Regions from separate parts of the Homo sapiens genome. Here region 2 is linked to region 1. The links are chromatin loops, found by intact Hi-C in ENCODE. Cell type or tissue: ascending aorta. All regions are shown on one strand. Links, peaks and the distances in the headings refer to the core of each region. The heading gives the core; the rest is flanking DNA.

Region 1 (8,342 bases), core at 44-8,043:
CTTTTTAAAGACTTTTTAGAAGAGTGATATTAAATTTCTGCATAGCTACATTTTGGGGAGCTTTCTTTTTTAATTTATAGTCTTACTGCCTGGTTGCCAGAGAATGGAATGTAGGCTGTACAATTCTCTACTTTTGTTAACTTCTTGAGTTTTGCATGTTTTTGGTTTTTAGCACGTGTGTGTATGTATGTGTGGTCTCATAACCAATTTTAAAATAGATGGGTATTTGAAAAGAACATATATCCTCTGTTTATTACATATAATCTTGCGTTATCTATTAAATCAAGCTTAATTATGACATTCTGATTACCTATACCTCCCATTTTTTACCTGATTTCCAAGAGGGATCTGTAAAATCTACTACGAGCCAGTAACTTCTCTTCAAATTTCCAGCACTTACTTTAATTTTTCAAAGCTATGTTTTTAACTTCATGACTAGCAGGCATAAGATTCAAGCCTTCAAATTGTGAAGTTATGCTTTCAAATAATTTAGATTTCAAAAGTCTCCATCTTTCTTATTTTGTAATTAACATTCCTTTTTCTCTTCTTTCAACCCTCTATTCACCTTTCAATAAATTATCTAGAATCCCTACTCACCCTGCATCTTCCTCTGCCCCGAACTAGTCATCAGCTTGTCACTTAAATGTAGTACAATTACCATAACATCAGGAATTGTTTTTCTGAAACCTTTTTTTTCAGCCTTTTCTATAAATTCTCCCATCAGATTTTATTTATTCTTCTCTGTCTCTATTCTATGTTTTTTCCATGGAGAAAATAAGGATAAAACTACAGCCACTCCATCAATTAGAAAGTTTTTCTGACATTACTTCTGAATTTTTAATTTTATCTATTTGAAGTCTCTCCTAACTCTTTCCCTATGGTGTCTAACAGATCTATATATAATACTTAAAATAACTTCTATGTCTGATTACACTGATAACAGTGCAACAGACATTAAAAAAAAAAAAAGCCTGCCCAGATATAGAAAGACCAAAGTGACAATATCACTTGCAACAGAAGTAACTATGGAAAAATAACCTGGTTTCATCATCTTAATAATCTTTAAGAAGTTAGTATTAAAATATTGACAGGCTCACCCAATATAAAATGATTTTACCATAACCCTGGAAAGTTTCTATCAATCCTGGTCACTTTAATGTGTATGACTGGATCTTGGCCATTTTTAGGCCCTCTTCAGGTCCATATGTCAAGGAAGTATAGGTTGGTGCAAAAGCAATCGCTGTTTTTGCCATTGAAAGTAATGACAAAAACTGCGATTACTTTTGCACCAACCTAATACAATCATGATCTACGAGAAGCAAATGCATGCAAGAGCTTCTGCTTAAAAGCAAATTTAAATAAAACACAAAGACAAATGAAAAACTACTGGTAGTAAGAGGAAAAAAAAAGAAGATAAAAATTACATTGGCAGATTACCATTATTTCTATTTAAAGTTTGTAGAGTCCCATACATCTGACACTGAAAACTTCTATTTTGAAATCTCTTCTCGTTCTTCATTCTCTCTCTCTGTCTCTCTCTCACTCACACACACACACACACACAGTGAGATACACAGCCATCCTGAGACAATCCTTGGGCGGTTCAAGCTACTTCGGGGAATTCAAAGGACCCCAAATTTGGATTATATTTGATAGCGGAAATTTAGTAGGTAGAACACAAAGTCAAGAGAAGAGTCTGGGGTCACTGTTTTTTCCGACACCTCCCTCTGATGTCTTTTATAATCTAAAGCCCTAGAGTAGCCGTGGTATCAGCCTAGAGTATCACGGGGGCCCTTGGTCACTCAGTAGCACAGGGAGACCAACCTTGAGAATTACAATTCTGGAGAAGACAGACAATAAAAAGCTACACAGCACCATGCCAGGTTATGATAAAGGCTTTGCAGCATATTCAGTGATACGGGTGCCATGTGTCACCAGGCGAGTGAAGGAAGGTATCTCTGACATGGCATCGCAACACAGGCTTGCATGAAAGAAGGGAGAAAGCACACAAAACACAAAGCAAGAGTGTTCCAGACAAAGGGAATGGCAAAAATGATGGCTCTAAAGCAAGAAGAAAGGGCCTACTCTTCAAGTGGAAAAACAGACTTCATGATTATTAATAAGAAATCTAAACTGATACAATTAATAGGCAGAAAATACCAATAAAGACTCAACAAGAAAAATGTTTTGATGGATAATGCTTCTTATTAAGCATTAAATTCTCATGGTCATGCTGGAGAAATGAAAGAAATCTCTACTAATTGAGCATCTCCTACGTGTGGGGCACGCCTCTACTCATTCTCACACGCCTTTGTACTCCTGTGTGAAGAAGAGATTATATCTTCATGTCTACTTGACAGATGAAGAGAGAGACCCAGAGAGGATAAGAAACTTGGCCAAGGTCACAAAGCAAGTGGCAGAACTGCCAAAGCCCATGATTTTCCCACTAGTCGTCCATAATGCCAAAAGCAAGAAGAGCTTCAACTTTCCTACTCGGCGTTGCTGGTATCTGTATATTTAGTCAATAGCTACATTTTTGCTTAAATACAGAGGACAAAATTAATTTGCAAAGATAAAGAGGTTCAGTGTCTTTAGCGTATCCTCATTACTTTCTTGCTGGCTGTTCTATTTCACTTGTTCCTTGGCCTTAGAGATATCATGTGATAAAAGGAGGAACTTTCTTATATTCAGCATTACTTTGTTCTTAAAACTTTTATTACAAATGTAATACGTATGTCATCCCTAAGTTTTTAAATTTAGAGACTGACTCCTTTAAAGTTACACTGTGAATTCTTTTCATACACATTCCATGATTTTATCATAACCTTTTTTGGCAAGCTTTGCTGTGAAGACTTGTTCCGCACAATCATAACCCCAAGGGGAAAAAATTAGACTTGTTGATACAGTCCCAGAAATATTTCATATTTCAAGCTCGTTCAGAAACACCCACTGCACTTTCCCAGCACTATCTTAAGACTCCGAATTTAGGATTTAACAGCGACGGAATCTTTGCAGAGTCTTTTCTTGGTGGTTTGTCAAAAATGCCATATTAAATTGTTTTTGACTACCTAATAAAGCTAGTTTGCATCACTGTGCAGTATAACTTAGCCAAATATAAAGGGAAAAAAGTGATCTGTAAGACTGTAACGTGATTTCTTAATTCAGTGGTTCTCAACCCTGGCTGTGCATTAAAATCACTCACAAAGATTTTAAAAATACCACTGTCTGGATCCCACCTCAAACCAATTAAATCAGAAATTCTGGGGGAGGAGCCTGGGCATTAGTACTTGTTTAAATAGCTCCCAGGGTGATTCTATTGTGCAATTGGGCCTGAGAACCACTGCCTTACTCCAAGCAAACAGAGAATCTTTACAATGAAGCTCCCTATTGACAGTACAGCTTCGCCAAGGGCATGTTCCAACACCCTGGCAAGCCACAGCTGGCCAAGTGCCAAAGAAGCACTGAGCCCTCCAGATCTCTGCCTGCCACCAGGTCTAAGGCATATATCGGCCCCACCGTGCCTCTAGGAATCTCCTGAACCACACATCTTTTCTTCCCAAACGATGTTATGGAATTGCATTCATAATGATGCTTTAGATTAGAGATTTGTTACTTAAAGTGTGGCCCCTAGACCAGTAGCCTCAGCAACACCTGGGAGCTTGGGAGCTTGCTGGAAATGCAGAAACTTAGACCTCACTCCAGTCCTACTGAATCAGAATCTGCATTTTAGCAAGATGCACAGTAAAGTTTGAGATGAACTGCTCTAAAGTGATGGTTCTCAAACAATGATCCTTGCACCAGCAGCATCGGCATCTCCTAAGGAGCTCGCTAGAAGTGCAAATTCTAAGGCCCACCAGACCTACAGAATCAGAAATGCTGGGAGTGGGGCTCGGTAATCTGGGTTTGAACAAACCCTAGAGGTGATTCTCATGCATACTATAGTTTGAAAATTTAGTGCCAGAATAATGACTGTCAACCTCGGCTGCCCATTAAAAACCCTAGGAGAAGATTAAAAATCCAAAAGCTCAGAGTGCACCCCAGACCAATTCCAATTAAACAGAATTACTGGAAGTGGTACCCTGGTATCGGTATATATTTTTTTTTACAGTTCCCCAGCTGACTCCAATCTGCAGTCAATGCTGACCTATTGTTCTAGGGACCCTCAACCCCTTCATCCTCTACACTCCCAGGAGATTTAAAGCTGCTTTAATTCTTAGGAAATCGGATCCAACTAGTGTTCCCTGGAATCTTCCTGGAAAAGTCAGAGCTTCCTGGGAGGAAGGAAAAAAGTTCAGAGTGGCTTCCAGGATTTGCCTTTTATGGGAGGTAGTGGGGTGGAAGGACTGGGGAGTGGGAGAGCCGGATGCCAAATGTGGCCTGTTTGCATCCTACTGAATTTTAAAACAGTTTTCAAATATTTACTGAGTTCAGAGACATTTTATTTCATCTGTTAATTCACACCAGAAAAATATATCCAACCTACTCCCAGAAAAAATTGCCATTCAAATAATTATATTTATATATTCACACACCATAACAAATTTCAAAATGTAACAATGAATTTATTTTTTTAAAAATCTGGCAATAAAATAAGGCCTAAGGATGGTTTAGATAAATGTACAAAGAACTAAAGACTGGTTTCAAAACGTTTAATTTTACCTAATAAACTACAGTCTTCTCTGAATACCTCCCCCACCGAACACATTTTGCCATAAACACTGACCCACAAAAAAGGAATCAAAATTATTAGAGAATGGGACAAATGACTAATGAGGTAAATTAAATGAACTAAATTTGTATAGCCAGCTCAGCAACATTTTAAGAAGACTCTTTATAACAGCTTGAAAATGTCACAGAGGCATAAACATTAGAAATTAAGAACTCCCCAAGTAATGTTTACCGGAAGGTGGCATCCATTTTAGAACAACAAATAAAACCTCTATCAACTTTTCCTCCACTGAGGAAGGGACACGGTAACTTGGTTCTTCCTTTGTGCAACAATGACAGCAATTTGAAAAAAGTACATAATAAAATGTCAGATTTTAAATATGTCAGAGTGAAGGGTCTGGTGTTCATCTGTAAAATGAGGGGCTGGCCCTTGTGGGTGTCTCCTATGAACATATTCCAACCAGATGTTCTGAGAGCCCTTCCTATGCAGTCAGGTTCCAAGGATGCTCAGTTCCTGCTCATTCAAGGAAGACCGACAAACGCTTGCTGAATTAAAGGAGCAGCCAGTCATGTTCCTTTAAACCTCCAGTATTTGTCAACACTCTATAGAGTTTTTAGTAGTGTAGTAGAAAGTGTGATCTTACGTGATTTTAAAGACAAGGAACAATAAACCAAGGGTATTATCGTAATATTGTCAAAAAATTCCCGAGTCCCAGAGGTGGCATATGGATTTCAGATGTTTTTAGAAAGACTTCAAAGAATATCGTGTGTTGATCTGAGATTTCTGAAAGTGACTTTACTTATGTAATTAAAATGATATAGCAAGAACAAAAAGAGGGTGCTGAATAGAGTGTACAGGGCATAAAGACATTTATTCTACAAGACTGCCTTGGAGAGTAAAAGAATATATACTTTTTCATATTATGTAAAATATAAAGTGTGTAAGTATAAAAACATTTCATACATATATGTGTATATACATATACACACACACAGAGTACTCACAGGTTCTTATGTTTTCTCCTCAGTTTGTTTTAAACCTAACACCTAACGCGATGTCCCAAGGCACAGATGTAATCACTCCATGCTTGCTATGTCTCAGAAAGGTAAAGTTGATTCTGAAACACAGACACACACTCATAGGCATGGGTACACACACACACAGTCCTCTTACATGCCAAAAGTTTTACTCTCAAGTGCTGTTTCTCTGTCAGCTTCCAATACTTTCTCTTTATAAATCGTCTCCACTCTGGAGAGAAGGAAGGAAGCAGCCTTATATAGGTAATTTCTCCTGGAGACTGTTCTCAGCTATTTCTACATTCAAGATGTGTGGATGGGCCCTGTTTACAAAGTTGTCAAATTGACAAGATGGCATAGAATGGTAAGGAGTGCCTCCAAAAACAAACAAAGATCTCCCAGTGTTTAGACCCATACCATAAAGGCTCTCCCTGGTGAGAAAGTGCTTCTGCAGACCCCTCCCAGAGGTGGGCATGCCTCTGAGAACAGCCTCATTCTGGTCCTAGGACTCCTTCTGTGAAGGCATCTCCACCCTTCTGGGCCATTCCTTCGGCTCCAGCAAACTTCCTAATCAGACTTGCACTGGGGCAAGCCCCTGATGGAGCCCCGCGTTTCTATGCCCTGTTTGTGTCCTTTGGGTATCCACCACGACTGCCAAGAGGGCACCCAGAGACTACAAATATGTGAGCTGCAGCTGAGCAAAGGGATGTGTTTACTTTCCATCCTGAACTACAACTTGACCTGTAGCAAAAACAAAAATACTGCAATGTGTATTTTTTTCCCAGAAATGATAATTATAGTACTCCAAACATTTTTCAAACTTCAACTACCAAAATAGAAAAGGCATTTCAACAAATAATTTATTAAATAGGTACTTATATTCTTGGTAGCCCTTACATGGAAATCATACTTTTTCCCCCCTTCATAGCCATTAAAGGGCTTGGCTTCTGGCTCAAAGCCATCTTCCAGGGCAAGATGGGGTTCAGCCTCCCAAGCAGAGGTAGGTGGAAAAAGTACTCCCTGTTCATCACAGTCAGTATGGGTTTATAAGCACCTTTTTCTATTTCAAAATACCAGCAATTTAAGCAGTACAGTGTGTATACGGAGGAACTTTTGCACATCTGGCTGACGGGATGTGCTGGAATGGAAGCCTAAGGCTAGATACACCCTTGGTCCCAAACACAGGAGGTACAGTACTTACACTCCTTTCAGCAGCATCATGAGAACCCCGGCTTATTTTAACAACTCTCTCTGAAGGGAATGCTCCCTCACCTGGTCCCTTACTTCTAGTTCAAGTCTTTTTGATCCCAGGACTCCCATCAGGGTACACCCTTGTAACTACCACTGTCAGGCTTCCCAACACTCTTTAGACCACTGGTTCTCAGAAGTGAGCAAGGCAAACGCTTTTTTAAGCACAGATTGCCAAATCTTATCCCCTGGTCTTGGGTGAAGCCTCAGGATGTGTGCTTCTAACAAATTCACAGGCTCCTGATGCTGCTGTCTAGGCACCGTGCTTTGAGAACTACTACTTTATACCATATCCACTTGCAAACATCAGTCTCTTGTAAGCTCCACCATCTTCTCTCCTCCCCCTAAAAACAGCTGCTTTCTCTCTTTCTGTGTGCTGGTCTCTCTTTTCTATAAATGCACAGTAGAGCTGGCTCAAGGTATAGAGGACAGCGACAGTCTTGATGGACCTGAACAAGAGCCGTCCCCGCCAATCTCATCCTCTTCTATACCATACAGCAACCCACACAGAGCCCAGCATCTAGGCCTGAGAGAGAATTCAGAGAGGAGTACAATGGAGGGAACAGGCAAACTGTTGAGGCTTCCACAGCAAGAAGAGATCATGACTGCTTCCAAAGTGAACACTGTGTTCTGCGTCAGTGTTGCTCCCATATTCCAGGATTCTCTTCCATTTTCAAATGTCACGGGACATCATGATTCCACAAATAAGTCTCAACAGATTATGGTGAAACAGCTCTCACAAAGCCACATGCCAGTAGTTGGGAATTTGTGTTATGTGCAATAAGAGTGTCATGAAATTTAATTCTATAAATGTTATGGGGATTGGGCTCCACACAGGTGCTAGGGACCTAAGTTCCTTTCAGCTTTTTTGCCCATTCAATCCCTACGGTGCAGCCCTTGTCCATATGGTATTCCAACTGTGGGAGAGGGGAAAAGTAGAAGGGGAAGGCGCAACTCTAAACAGCATTATGGGAAAAGGAGCACTGTCATTTATGCTCACTTCATGGACCAGGACTCAGTCACGTGGCCACACCTCCCTCAACGGTGTCTTTATTCTGGGTGACTGTATCTTTAAACATTTTATATCTACGCAGGAAGAGGAGAATGAACACATGTATATGGGGACAATTAGAAACTTCTGCAACAAGTTTCCTAAGACAATGAACTGTAAGAATAATGGAAGTATTTTGCCTTAAGAGCGAATGTAAGTAAAGCATTCTGAATCACTTGAGAAACACTCAAACAAGTAATATGTGTACTTCTTACCAAAGCTCTACATCTATTTGTTACAAGATAGAAGATTCTTACTCATTAACTCCAGGAATATTTAACCAACTGCTAAATAAGAGACACTATAATAAGTTGGGTATTTTAATAAAAGCAATGAGGTACAGAAAACGCTTTGTCAT
Region 2 (8,342 bases), core at 142-8,141, 53 kb before region 1:
CTCTGGGCTTCCAGAAAATGGGAATACTCATTATTTCTACCTCACAATATTCCAATAATGCTCAAACAAGCTTGTCAAGAAAAGACTATACTGTAAGGGTGACAGCAACATTACTTCTTGTTGTAATTATTGATGTCATGCTGATCTTGTCTGCTCAGAGCTATAACTGGTCTCAGGTAATGGCTAATTAATGAATTCTTAGCCCTTTCACAGACCTCAAATGCACAGCTGATAAATAGTATGGCAATTGGTTCAGCATTCTGAACCCTGCCTGTTGTAACTTAAGCATCATTTTTTGTCTCCACTGATAACGTGAAAAGCATCTGAGACGGTGGGTGGGTCTGTGCTATCTTTTCATATGGTCTGGTAAGCTTTGGAGCACGTTAGTGACCAGCCAGTGACGCCTTTCACATTTGCTGAGTAGCAGTCTGATATCATTGTTCTACATTTTGACTATGTCTATGATGTCTCCAAGAGAACAGAAATCTCTTAGTAATCAGCTAATCCAATGTGGGTCGAAACAATGACTCTGTGTGCCTGGCCCCTGTTCTTCCTCTCTCATGATGGGGGCCTTGCTAGATCTTTAGGGACAAGGGCAAACTCATCACAGAATCATTTATACTACTTTTTATCTTTGCCAGTGTTTCTTGCCACTCTCAAGTTGAAAGACACAGAAGACCTATTTCTAAAAACTGTCTTTAACGAGCAGATCTCAGTGTTAGGAAGTCAGGGATCTCAAACATATGTCAACAGTAAGAGAAAATTCAACCAGTACTTTCATAACAAGAATTGTAGGGGCTCCTCATGCAATGAGTCATGTTCTTAGTATCTCTGTCACAGGACTATGGGACACACCCCCTGTGGAATTCGTCTAACATAAAATCTCCATGGAATCTTTTAAAAACTTGATTCCCAGAAAGGATGAGAGATTTATGGCTTTGAAAAGATCTGAGCTTGCCGACCCTCTCCGTATGCAAGGCCCGAGGCCATCCCAAGTGGATAGCTTATTATCTCCAAACATATTACAGCTTCCCTAACAAATAGAGACTCCTTGAATTGTTTTAAAAGTGAGCTGACATGCAGGGCAATAGCTGTCCATTAAGGTGAAAAACAACATGATCTCCTGTCTTCCTACTGATAGGCAAACTAAGGGGGTTCAACCACCATGCAAGGCACAAAGGCACAGGCACGGGCAAATGGTAGGCACTGATTATACATAAAGAAGCACATAAATATACCTCATTAGATTATGTAATAGATCCAAGGCAGTCTCAAATTATATCATGAATGAATACTTTTTTAAAGTAAGGAAATGGGGATCCAGGTAAATTTTAGCTAGAAAAGAATAAGCTGCAGTCAGGGATGAGGTAAGCACACAGAACGCATGCTTTGAGTTCTGGTGCTGGTCGAGCGGTGGCTTGCAAATCAACTCTCGGTTTGCTCCGGCAGCCAATGTGAAAGTTACATGATTTGCAGGGTCCACAAGGATCAAGTACTTGGCCTTAGGATCTTGAGGATTCTTAGTTGTGTTTCACTAGGCTGCTGCAAAGTAAGAGCTGGAGCCTGGGACTGCATCTTTTTACTGGCAGCTAGCATTAAATTCTGTGATCTCAAATGGTCCATATACCTGAACTAGGCTGTTTCAAACAAACCAGATAAATCCAGCTAATCTCTCAGATGCGAAAGTTAAACTCCACTGAGGTGTAAACAGGTATTCTGTAGATATAAATGGTAAATAAAAATTTGGTCAAACTGCTGATCAACTTAAACTCAAAATATTTATAAAACAAAATGCATGCTTTCTGGCAAATTTCAGAAACATGTTACATGTCCCGTATTGCTCAAAGCACATCAAATTTAGATTAAACTGATGGTATGACCCCTGGACCAAGATCTGGCTTTGCTGAGTCCCCTGGCAACAGATTTCCCAATCTGCATTCTGGGAGCTCATGCAGGGGAGTATTTGGGGCTCTCAAATTAAGAGGCTGATAGGTGGGTATGATGCTGCTCCTGCCACCTCATCAGCCACCTGTGATGGGGAGACCCACACATGCGCAAGAGGCGTTCTTTAATGGACATTTCCCCTCTTTGAACCTGTCCTACGATTTTAAAATAGTATTGCAACAGATGGTTTATATGCTTGTGTGACACTGTATCTTCAATAATCAGATAGATACAACACAGAAAAGTTCTAATGGGGGTTTAACAGTGACTCACTGGATTTTTCACTATCTTCAGTGCTAACCCTCATATATTAAGCAATGTGAAATCATTCTGTTTTTATAGGATATACTTAAGACTATACCAGGAAACAGTATGGTATAACTAGAAGTGGAATTGGATAACTAAAATACTAAAAATAAATTATATTAGAATCGCAACCTATTTTGACCTGTTTCTGTAGGCAAATTATTTTAGTCTAATGTATTTGAAAAAAATGTTGGAATAGAACACCTGCAATTTCAGAAAAACGTTGTAATACAGTATATGACCATTTAAATACATGCCTCTAATCCCTAGAAGTCATAAAAATACTATGTAGTAGGTGAATTGATTTTTTTTATAAACACACCAGGAGTTATACTTACAAATAAGTGTTATTGATAAAAGTACTCACTTTTAGAGGCTATATTCTTATGCCAAAATGCTGTTCATGTTAAAATTCTGTTTGAAACCTCTTCATAGTTGCTTTCAGAGCAAATTACTATGTCATAGAAGACAAAGTGCCTTTATTTTACTGTCACTTTTTGCTTCCTCTAAACAGTTTTACTCAGCTAGATCGGCCACCTTTTTTTTTTTTTTAAACCAGACTTCAACATAAATGACTTTGGCTATTTCCTAGAGTCTAATAAACCTTCAAAGTCAAGGGTTTACAAAGCTAAGGATATTCAAAAGGATGTGCTATGATCTCTAAAGTCAGTTTCAAAAGAGAGGCACCAAAAATATTCTGAATGACTGTATCCCTGGAGTAAGTATACATTTTTCCCATATAACTTGTGAAAGGAAAAACACTTCACTTGAATATGTACATTTTAGTATGTTTAAAAATAATTTTATTATCTGGCGGGACCTTGTGTTGGTGGGAATAAACAAACATGCTTCATAGGAAAAGTGTAATCAGGTGCTATAAATACAGGAGTGTTGAGTCCAATGAATTCCTTGGAACTGAGGCAAACAGTAGGAGATGAAGATGAGGATTTTAAAATAAGATGGTCTCATATAGCCATGTTAGGTAAAATGGTATCTGTTGAACATTGGGCAGTATGATTACTAATTAAAATGTTAAATTCTACTGGGTAGACAAAAGCTAAAAAGTAAACCAATTCTGCTATTTATCAATGGTTGCAGCATAAAGAAGATGGAATCTTTTCTTTTTAAAGTCTGCAGGCCTTTTCTGAAGGGCATGTCTCTTAATAACCTTCATTAACTTCTGTTTGGTTGCCTAAGAGTTGTCTCATCCAAAAAAAGTTTAGCACAGTCTCAAAAGAGATTGTGTTTATTTAAGCTTGTTGGAAAAACATTCCTATCATTTCAAGAATGACTAAATATTTTTCATTCACATAGTTAGCATTCCAGACTATGTTTTCCTGCCTCTGTTGATTAGATGAAAATTAGCAGGCCCAAGTCTGATCTATTAGATGCAATTATTGTCTTAGTAGGAAAATTATGAGACTCCCAGCAATAATACCCTTTTAGGTATGGGAAGTAGACAGCAGAGGAAATAAAGAGCAACCCACCCCCTTGCACGCCACTTCAACAGGGAAATACTTAACAGCTGAGCTCTGTAAACTCAGGGGCAGAGGAATTTCTAATCATGTGTTTCAGAATTAGCTCTCAACAATTCTGAACATTTAAGGCATTGATCAGTTTGGTCATCTAGCAAATTAAGAGTATAAGACCAATCTTCATTTTTACTCGTAAAACTTGGTTCAGTATGACAGTCTTACTCAAAATCAAGTACAAAGAGCAAGGCATTACCGACACAAGCAAAGACATGCTGGACTTGGAGAACCAGCAGCAGAACTCCTAGGTATAAGTAAGAATAAACATTTCTTCTCTATTAAACTACTTCTACAACATTTATTTCTACACTTGTTTAACTATTAATGTAAGTGGTGGATCTAACATGTAAAGAAAGCCACTCATATAATGTACATATTTCTATATAGCTGTGAAAAATCACAAAATCTTGAAAGTGATATATTAAGGCTGGATGTGAGTGTCTTTTGCATTTACTTTACCTATATTCTAGTTTTATTGCAAATATGTAAAGACATTTTAAATGATCAGAGAAAAATCAAAATATGACAATATTCAACATTGAAAAATTTCTGATGTTTATGTTAAAGACCTAGGTTAAGAAACAGTCATTTGCTACGCATTTGTTACCCAACATATGACCTTATTTGGACAAGCAAAAAATAGACTGTGTTATATTTTAATTTCCATTTATGGAACTAGTTTCCAGGACGTTTAGAGTTAAAGGATAAAACACATGCCTAACAGTCTTTAGGCTATTACGAATATTTTATTATTCTTGGCTTACTAATAATAGCATCGTATATGGCACTGAAGCAATACCACCCATAAACTGAGTTTTGATCCCTGTTATGTACCAGAATGTTAATAACATGTGACCCTATGGCATCTTTGACTTCACTGCCTCTTGGGGTCAGCCAAACTATGTTTGACTCCGTGCCACAAAAGCAGTAGCTTAATCATTTGAGATACTGTTCAGTGAGGAAGCATTATGGGCAGGGCTGGAAACATTTTTTCTTGTTTCAAAGAATTCCCACCCAGATATGTGCCTGGTACAGACTTTTCTGGCAGCCCAGTGGAAATCTCATTAGAAGGGCAGCTTGATTCAAGCTATATCATCAGCCTTCAGGGAGAGAATATAGTGCTTCCATAAATTTGGGATTGATGAAGAAGACGACAATATATTTGACAGCTCACAGAACTCCAGCCTTTTAGAGGAGCACAACTTACAGTATTGGGTGAGCTGAGACTGAAGTGGCTTACTAAATCCACATAGGTCAAGACGTGCCTGACATCCAGTCTTCAACACTGTCCCAAGTAGGACCAGGATTCCCTAAGTAAGAGATCCAAGAAAGCCAGGTGGCAGGAAGAAAGATAGTGGATTTTTTGGTTCAACCACATTCCATCCTAAACCCAGAATTAGAAGGAATCCATGCACAGTGAATCTCTTATTCCTCTATCCTCTACTTCAAGAGTTAAGTCCAGGTTAGCAGAATTATTAGGCCTGAAACTCAGCTGGGTATCTGATAATATGTCTGCAAATAGCAATTTTAACTTTTTATTAAGAAGAAAACTTAAAAAATACTGAATACTATGGACTCTGATATACCTCTCATCCAGCTTTAACAATCTACAAATAACTCTTTGACTTCCTGTTAGAGATAGAACATGGATTTTGCTTTGTTTTCAGACAGACAGAAATAGTAGAGGGGAAACTACCCATTTGCCCAACCGCTAGCACGGAATTTTTTTACTGGCAACCTGAGTATAATTCTGAATGCTACCTTTTAAAATATTACCTAAGTTGTTCCTAGTTCTTGAAAAGTGATACTCTGGTGTTGGCTTCAAAATCCCTAAGGTCATCAAAATCATCAGCTCCTCCGTGCAGGAGATGGTGCACCTAAGGAGGCCTGAAGAACACTCAGATCACAGTGGCCACCTGGGCAGGGTCCAGCCGCAGCCCAAGATGAGAAGGCAGATCAGGTCTGACATCAAGACTTCAAAGTCCCCAGGAAGCTCTAATCTCTTGCATCAGGTGTCACAGCTAAGCTGGCCACACACCTGTCCACATCTCTTGAATTTTTCTTATTGAGTAATCACGGGGATGTTATAGATGTCATGTAGCCAAAACTTCCCTCCCCGATACCTTATCTTACCTTCAATCACAAAATAGATTTCTAATGGAAATGGCAACCTCTCCTCAGGATCCCTCTGACATTAAGAATCAGCTTTGGCAGCATTTATACTTGCTATTATTGAAAAAAAAAATCAGCAAATAATTCTCAATATCTAATGACAATGTAAAAAAAATCCTTGCCCGTGTAAGTAACTGAAATGCAGTGGCACCTACACCATGCACAAGGCGTCTTAAAAACAGTACATTAACGTGGCAGCAAGCATTAGCCTTAGAGGGTCTGGGAAGCCCCAGTTAAACTCTGTGATTCTGGACTTCAGGGGCTGAACTGGGACAGAATAAACCACAGAATACACATCAGTCTTGGAAGGCCCATGAGGCTGACACAGGGATGGAGCCCAGAGCTGAGTGCCCATCAGAAGGGTGAACCGTCAATGCAGGAAACTGGTCCAACTGGCCTGTAGACATGTAGGCCCACCTCATGTCACACACTTCCATAACACTCTTACTTATGTTCTCAAAATGTGTTTTCAGTGATAAGCATGCTGACATTATTCTTCCTTCAACTAGTAGATCAGGGGTCCCAATGGCCATCAGCTTTTGACGCTCTGGTTAAGGTAACCCTGTATCAGGGTCTGCTCCCTCACTCAACTAAAAAGAAGATCTGTATGAAGGGTCTGGTTGGGACTTCCTGCTCCAGTCTTTCTTTCCTCCTCACTGTCCTCACTTATTATTTACTCATTTAAAAATTTTGAGCATCTACTTACACATCACATGTTGTTTTAGGGATTCAAAAGAATATGCCAAATTCTTTCTTTACAGGGGGATGGAGCCTCTTTCAGGGTATAATGCACTGCAGCGCAGAGGCACTGTCCATTCAGGGTCCAGGGTCTGGTCCTGGGGACACACTGTGCTGTCACTTATGAGCTGTATGACCCTGGGCAAATTACATGGCCTCCGAACTTTGTGTTCTCTGATGGTAAACTGGGATGACAGCACCCATACCGAAGGGATGCTGTGAGGATCTCAAATTAGTTGCTCCTCTTAAAGCACTTAAACCTGACACATAACAATTGTATGAAATGTTAGCCACTGTCATTAAGGGTTACAAATAACAGTGGCCCTGCAGATGAAGACCTAATTCTGCCGTCCAATCTCTTTTTTGTTTTTAGTTTTTAAGGAGATTAAGGCTGTGTCGTCTATGTATGCCATTCAACTGAAAACTTTATATGCTATTCCACACGTTTCCACCCTAGCTCTTCACAGGGGTCAGAAAATAAAAATAATGAGATCGATAAACAAGAGATGTAGAGAAAAGTCAACAAAGCAAAATGTGAGAATATAATCAGTTAACAGACTGGAAAGGCTTATCTGTATACCTGAATTGGGTGTTGACAATAACTTGCTAAGAATTCATCATGAGAGTACTTAAGTGCCAATTTAAAAAGCACTTAGGTACTTGTGAATCAAGTTAGCTGTCAAGTAACAGCCTAGTCTTTAAGGGCCCCCAGGTTCATGTCCCTAGTCCTCCAGGAGTAACCAAAAGACACATTATCTTGTCATTTGGAAGGTATGTGTCTCCAGTAACAACAGCCACAATAAGGTTCTTCCTCCCTGGAGGTCCTAACACGCCATATTTAGTGATGCTGTTAGTTTACTTAGAATCTAAAACCACAATCCTTGTGTGGGGTCCTTTCATCTAATTTCATACTCTGACGATGTACCTAGAGACTGTAGCTAATAGGGTAAGGGCCAACACTGGTTACGCAACTGTGCACAGAGGAATTTATTGTGTGTATAAACTAAGTAAATACCAGTGTTTCTGGTTTTCCTCTAACTATTTCTGGGTGATTGCTTATTTATTGCACATTAACACCTTGCACTTTTTCTTATTTCATACAATCCTTTTGCTACTCTGAAATCATTTGAAATTATATTTAAGTATGATATTGAATGACTGCTGAGAAAAAATGTCTTCAAATGATCCCAGAGACTTTCTTGGACCCTATAAACTAAGCAGTAAGATCCATTCACCTTGTGTTATTTTGTAAGTTTATTATTAGTAGCCATAAATAACCCTTTAGTATCATTATCTTAAGCTGTGCACTGTTTTTTAATCCTATACTAAAATAATCTGTGTTCTTATTATTAATACATCTTAAAATGAAAGCATTATTGGAGAGTAAATACATTCATATGAAACTCACTACTCAACTAAGTTAAAAACAAAAACAAGAAAAGCAAGATAAATTATTTCTGAGAACCAGAAAATGGAATCTTCTGAAACGTTTGATGAGAGATCAGAGCCAGAGCATGAAAGAGACAGAGAGGAAAAAAGGCCAGCAGAACTTTACCGCTGAAATGACAAGGATGCTGAGCTCTGTTGAGGTGGAGGGGGCTGCCCAGACCTGAGGCTCTAGAAGTGAACTCAGGGATGCATCTCAAAGGC

Evidence for each region. A loop is a pair of places that touch in the nucleus more often than their neighbours do. Peaks named below come from ENCODE experiments on the same cell type or tissue, not always from the same donor. Only the 100,000 strongest peaks of a DNase experiment are listed, where the experiment ranks them.
Region 2: it touches region 1 in a loop (2.3-fold over the local background); 4 of 110 quality-filtered maps call a loop at or near these places.

The regions. Positions count from the first base shown.
Region 1 is chr2:36,428,553-36,436,894 of GRCh38, reverse strand. The region is part of intron 2 of CRIM1 (cysteine rich transmembrane BMP regulator 1); the gene reads right to left. Among named protein-coding and RNA genes, the nearest start is that of CRIM1, 77 kb to the right of the region's middle. In ascending aorta, for the core only: no CTCF peak of the experiment used is centred there; a DNase peak (open chromatin) is centred at 3,404; H3K4me3 peaks cover 3,074 bases; H3K27ac peaks cover 7,754 bases.
Region 2 is chr2:36,482,020-36,490,361 of GRCh38, reverse strand. All of the region lies in intron 7 of CRIM1 (cysteine rich transmembrane BMP regulator 1), which reads right to left. Among named protein-coding and RNA genes, the nearest start is that of FEZ2, 110 kb to the left of the region's middle. In ascending aorta, for the core only: no CTCF peak of the experiment used is centred there; a DNase peak (open chromatin) is centred at 4,741; H3K4me3 peaks cover 437 bases; H3K27ac peaks cover 7,571 bases.